2 separate regions of the Homo sapiens genome follow, and region 2 is linked to region 1. A link is an interaction called in ENCODE POLR2A ChIA-PET data of the cell type or tissue named here. Cell type or tissue: A673. All regions are shown on one strand. Each heading gives the region's core, and the rest is flanking DNA. Links, peaks and the distances in the headings are about the cores only.

The links. ChIA-PET counts read pairs that join two places held together with the same protein. Peaks named below come from ENCODE experiments on the same cell type or tissue, not always from the same donor. Only the 100,000 strongest peaks of a DNase experiment are listed, where the experiment ranks them.
Region 2: POLR2A ChIA-PET joins it to region 1 with 12 read pairs; 5 of 35 experiments call an interaction of 5 or more read pairs at or near these places.

The regions. Positions count from the first base shown.
Region 1 is chr2:47,153,536-47,156,449 of GRCh38, forward strand. STPG4 (sperm-tail PG-rich repeat containing 4) reads right to left here and starts at 1,773. Exons shown (of 7, transcript NM_001163561.2): 1 at 1,636-1,773. The coding sequence starts at 1,716. RefSeq lists an enhancer at 2,291-2,450. In A673, for the core only: no CTCF peak of the experiment used is centred there; no DNase peak of the experiment used is centred there.
Region 2 is chr2:47,275,619-47,278,532 of GRCh38, forward strand. The region is part of intron 3 of EPCAM-DT (EPCAM divergent transcript); the gene reads right to left. Among named protein-coding and RNA genes, the nearest start is that of BCYRN1, 58 kb to the right of the region's middle. In A673, for the core only: no CTCF peak of the experiment used is centred there; no DNase peak of the experiment used is centred there.

The DNA.
Region 1 (2,914 bases), core at 102-2,601:
TGAGGCCAGGAGTTTAAGACCAGCCTGGCCAACATGTTGAAACCCTATCTGTACTAAAAATACAAAAACATTAGCTGGGCATGGTGGCACATGCCTGTAATCCCTCCTCAGAAGGCTGTAATCCCTACTCATGAGGCTGAGGCACGAGAATCACTTGAACTCCGTAGGCAGAGGTTGCAGTGGGCCGAGATCACATCACTGCAACTCCAGCCTGGGCGACAAAGCAAGAAGCCACCTCAGGGGGAAAAAAAAGACTAAGGCATTGTACTTATAAAGACTTGCATATACAATCAGTGCTTAATAAATGGTAGCTTTAATTTTTAACATCCCATTTGCCAAGTTAAGAAGCTGATTATTTTGGTATTCCTCAGTTTCCAAGGAAGCTTTTGTCTTCATATTTAGTACTCTATACCCATTCATCCATTATTATTTCATATTTATTTCAGCCCATTGTCCACAGAACACAACCGTTTAGTATATTGCTGTTTGTCCTAGATAAAATCATTAAAATGTTGAGTTCTCCTTTCATTTATAATGCCTTTATTACTATAAAATATAGGTCATCAAGCAGGACTGCATTAAAAGTAATAATCAGTAAAACTGATATAATTCATTCTTCCTGTCTAGTAACTTAAATCTACTGTACTTATGAGTACCACTGGGCTTTATTTTATTATGAAATATGTTAATTTCTTTAAAAAACATTTTCTCATGACACTGCTAAAGCTGAGCTTCTTCTTTGATACTTCTTCGCGAGATTTATGTTGAATCTTCTCTGTTGCACTTTTATAGTCACAGAAATACAACTTTCTCAGGCAGGTCAAGACAGGCCTCCCACCCCTACCCCAGAATAAGGAAAATGAGATGGGAAGGAGAGAGAAGTAAACGCGATCAATCTAATGGAAGACAATTGGCAGCTGCTGTTTTGTTTTGCCCAAGACAGGTGATCTAAATTCCATCTATCTACCACTTTAAATTCACTCTAAGGGGAAAGATAAAAGATTAGGTTAAACAACCCTCACCCACATTTATTTTAAAATGTAACAAAGGCCAGCCATGGCGGTGCATGCCTGTAATCCCAGCTACGCGGGAGGCTGAGGCAGGAGAATCCCTTGAACCCGGGAGGCGGAGGTTGCAGTGAGCCGAGATCACACCGCTGCACTCCTGCCTGGGTGACAGAGCGAGACTCTAAAAGAAAAACGTAGCAAAAGTAGCTTCAAATATTTTTATAAATATTAAAGTAGGAGGCGGAGCAAAACGTGTCTAGTAAAACTACAGAAGGAAAAACCCAGTCTTCCGGCAGATGGAGCGGAAAGGGAAAGAAATCCAATCACCATATTAAAGCAGTTGTCCAGTTTAATTAGTAGTGGGAAGAAGGGAAAAATACAGAAAACAAAGGGCGAAGGAGAAGGAAAAGGGAAGAAGCAAGGGGAAAAGAAATAAAACAAAGGAAATGTCCAATAAAGACCAGGAAGGAAGGTCCGCAGGTGGAGACGTGCGTGAGGGCAGGGAGAGAAGGGTAGGAAGAGGGAACGAGAGCGGCACGAAGGCCTGGGATTAGAGAGCGGTGGGAAAAGGGTAGTGGGCCTGGTGAGGGGAGCAGGAGCCAGGCCGGCAAGGGGCAGGCCATCTTACCGAAGCTGTGATGAATGATTCTCCACCCACCAGGTCTTCCCTTATTGAGGTGGAAGCGGTGGCGACGGCTGGCTGGTCCATGGTGGCCTCCTCTCTCTCTAGGCTGAACCTGAGCTCCGGTTGCTAGGAGGCGGGTGTGGCCCGTGGGCTCCCGAGCGCGCGCGCCTGGGACCGCTCCGGGGGACCCGCCAGGTTTGTCTTTAGTGCTGCAGGGAAGGGAAGCGGGCACGCACTTTGAGGTCCCGCGCGAAGAACTGCGCAGAGGAAAACCCTCGAAAAGAGACGGTTATGAAAGCTTGTGAGAAGAAAATCTAGAGGGCTCTGGAGTTGCTAGAGAGCCCTCGGGTAAGGATCTGCGAAAAGGGAGGCTTGTTAAGGGCTTGAGCGTACCCACAATCTCCATTAGTTCCCTTCCAATCCACCACCAATCGCACACCCCAGACAGGGAGGCAGTGTGCTTGGTAGGCATACTTAAGAGAAATCTGCCTTAGCACCCACTTTCTAAGATTGTTTCTAAGCTCCTCCAAATAGAAACTCTGGGGCTGACTTCTCTTGCTTCTGACTTGCAGAGTGGAGTGAGCACCAGACACAGCCGGTTTCACTAGCTGTGAAACCACAGACCACCCCATTCTTCTCAGTATAGACCCTTTTTATTGTCAGCCTCTCTAGGCTGTAGCTTCTTCTTAACCTAGGAACATTCTCACCTTTAAAAACAAACCCTCCACAACCTTAATTTCATTTTATACAGTACCTACTGTATTCCAGGGACTTCACACACATTAGTCTCATTTAATCTTCATACCAACCCTACAAAGTAGGTATTAGTTTCATTTTCTGGATGAGGAAACAAAGGTTTCCTTGGACGTTTAGCACAGTTCACTCAGCATCACACACAAATGGCAGAACCAGAATTAAAATCCAGACCTGACTCTAGAGCTCCACTGCCCTATACCATGAAGTTTCTGCTTCCCTTTACAAACTTTCAAGAGTAATATGGACTCTTTTCTCACTTCCCATACTTTCCTTAAAACATCTTAATCTGGCCTGCACACAGCTTTTAATTAAAATTGCACCTGAACTCACCAGGGATCCAAGTGCCAAATCCAGTGGGGATTTTCAGCTCTTATGAAACTTGGCCTTCAATTTTCATTGCTGCATTGATTATTCCCTCATTCTTGAATCACTCTCCTCCCTTGACTACCAGGACTTGGACGCTGGTTGCATATAATGACTTATTCTGTGCTTATTTCCTTGTCTATAGAGAAGGGGATAATAAAAT
Region 2 (2,914 bases), core at 137-2,636, 120 kb after region 1:
TTCCTTCAACTTAAGCACAAGACCCATATTTAAAACTGTTAAAGGATATTTTTTAAAAGGTAAAATTATAATTCTTATGCAAATATAAAATAAGGCCGGGCACAGTGGCTCACACCTGAATCCCAGCACTTTGGGAGGCAGGGGCAGGAGGATTGCTTGAGCCCAGGAGTTCAAGACCAGCCTAGGAAACCTGACAAAACCCTGTCTCCACAAAAAATACAAAAATTATCCAGGCATGGTGGCGTGTACCTGTAGTCCCAGCTACTTGGGAGGCTGAGGTGGGAGGATTGATTGAGCCTGTGAAGTCGAGGCTGCAGTGAGCTGTGATCATGCCACTGCACTCCAACCTGGGTGACAGAGTGAGACCCTGTTTCAAAAAAATTTTTTTTAAATATTTTAAAAATAAAAAATAAAAACAAATATAAAATGAGCATGTCAGTGACTTCAATTCAATTGATTAATTAATGAGGGAACTGGTAAGATATTACAACCAGTTCACAGGAAAATCCAAGAAACAGACACATATATAGGCAATCAGGGATGTTAAAGGGAATTTACTAATAGATGCAAAACCGGCCTCTTCATTTGCATTTCTATGAACAGGAATCTTGTGTTTAAGCATCAGCTTACCATAAGTTAACTTACGTCTCTACAGAGATGCCACATCATTGAAGACAATAAAAGGCACAGATTCCTGTAGAATCAGACAACCTAGGAAGGGTCTTCTACTCTAGACAATGCCTGACATTGTTGAAAGGACACCCAGGAAGCATTGCCCATTTCAAAGTCGTTCACAATTTTTGTTGACAAGATCTTAGAAGGGACTATGGGAGCTGGTTAATATTTTTTCTCTTTTCTTCTTCTTCTCCTTTTTTTTTTTTTTTTCTTAACAAGGTCTCACTCTGTCATCCAGGCTGGAGTGCAGTGGTGCAATTATGGTTCACTGCAGCCTCAACCTCCCAGGCCAAGAGATGCCCCCAACCCCCTCTTCCAACCTCGGTCTCCCCAGTAGCTGGAACTACAGGTACGTGCCACCACGCTTGGCTAATTTTTTTATTTTTTTGTAGAGATGGGGTTTTGTCATATTGCCCAGGCTGACCTCAAACTCCTGGGGTCAAGCAATCCTCCCACCTTGGCCTCCCAAAGTACTGGGATTACAGGCATGAGCCACCACCCAGCCAATAGAGCTGGTAACTTTTTTCAAGTCTCCAAACAGGTCTCTGTCTGGAGGTAGAAATGGATTCTAGCTCAGAGGCTTAGTTCTGGGGCAGGAATGGGGTTGAAAACAATGATTGCCTGGCTGTGATCAAAGCTGAGGGTGATGAGGCAGGTGACCATTGGCCAATACCCCATAAACCCTCATTCTTGTCATCTTACCATCATCTTCTGGCCTTGGAGACGCAGAGAAGCTCAGGGCAAGGTTGAGAGCAATCTACCCCACATGTGCCCAGGGAGGTGGAAGCAGCCCTGGGTATGGAGATGGACATGATCCCTCCTTAGACTATCCCTGGCAGGTGGCTGTCCCCAGGTGACAGCTTTCAGGACCACCGCACCAGGCTTTCATGCCCATTTTCTGAAGCCTGTGACAGCCCTCATTCTCTGCTGCTCAGATCCTGCATGCACCCTGCTGTCCATTCCCAGGCCTCACACAAGTCCTCCTTTATTACCTCTCCCCAGATTTGGCATTTCAGGATCTCTGCAGTTACCTGAAGAGAAACCATACAGATTTCTAAGGTACATGTTCTGACAAGATATGTGAGCTTGGAAGTATGAAGCAATCTGTGAGAGTTTCCTGAACTGTGCAGGTTATTGAGTGCTGAGCCCTGAGTGAGATGCTTGGCAGATGCTGGGGTGGGGTAAGGGAGGATAACATTGGCAAAGAAGATGTGATCCCTGCTCTCAGGGCATTTACAGTCTGGTTTGGGAGGCCAAATACCCAGGAGACCCCAGCAGCTAGTGGTCATGCTCAATGCATGGCGGGGGGATGAGGATGGGGGACATTCTGACCACAGGACCAGCTCTGGAGTAGGCCAGGGAGACCATCCATCATGGGCAAAGTGCCCACATAATCCCTTATCTCCATAAAAGAAAGGGCAGCTACCTTCCTTACCTGAGCAGGTGTCTTGAATTTCACCTCCCCATAGATAGGGCTGCGGGCTGGACCTTAGCTCGTGCCCCCTGCCTCTTCATTCCCACCCTTGCAGAAGAGAGAACTCTTCAGCCTCCAGGTAGAAACCCCAAGCGGGTAATCAAAAGATTAAAAGATTTCTAAGATGCAAAGGCTGAGCAGGTGATGGAATGTGCTCCACCAAACAAGGGGCCTTGGGGTAGGGCTTAGGACCAAGTCACGGACACCCAGGTTTGGTTCTTCTGGTTACTCTGGTAGTTGTGTGACTCAGGACAAATCATTTCCCAGCTCATCCAACAGGGAAGTTGGACTCCCTGATTTCTTTGTTTCTTCTGTCTTTTATATTTTCTAGTGTGGCAAAATACATATAATATAAATGTGAGTGTTAATTTTATCTATCAACTTGCCTGGGCTACAGGGTACCCAGATATTTGGTAAAACACTATTCTGGATGTGTCTGTGAGAGTGTTTCTGGAGAAGATTAACATTCGAATCAGTAGACTGAGTAAAGCAGATTGCCTGCCCTAATGTGGTCTCATCCAATTCCTTGAAGCCTAAATAGAACACAAAAAGGCTGTTTAGGGGAAAATTTGCTCTGCCTGATAGTCCTCAAGCTGAAACATCAATTTCTTCTACCTTTGGCCTCAGATTTAGACTGGAATTATGCCATCAGCACTCCTGGGTGTCCAGCTTGCTGAGCACAGATGGATTGGGACTTCTCAGCCTCCATAATCACATGAGACAATTTCTTTTTCTTTCTTTCTTTCTTTCTTTCTTTCTTTCTTT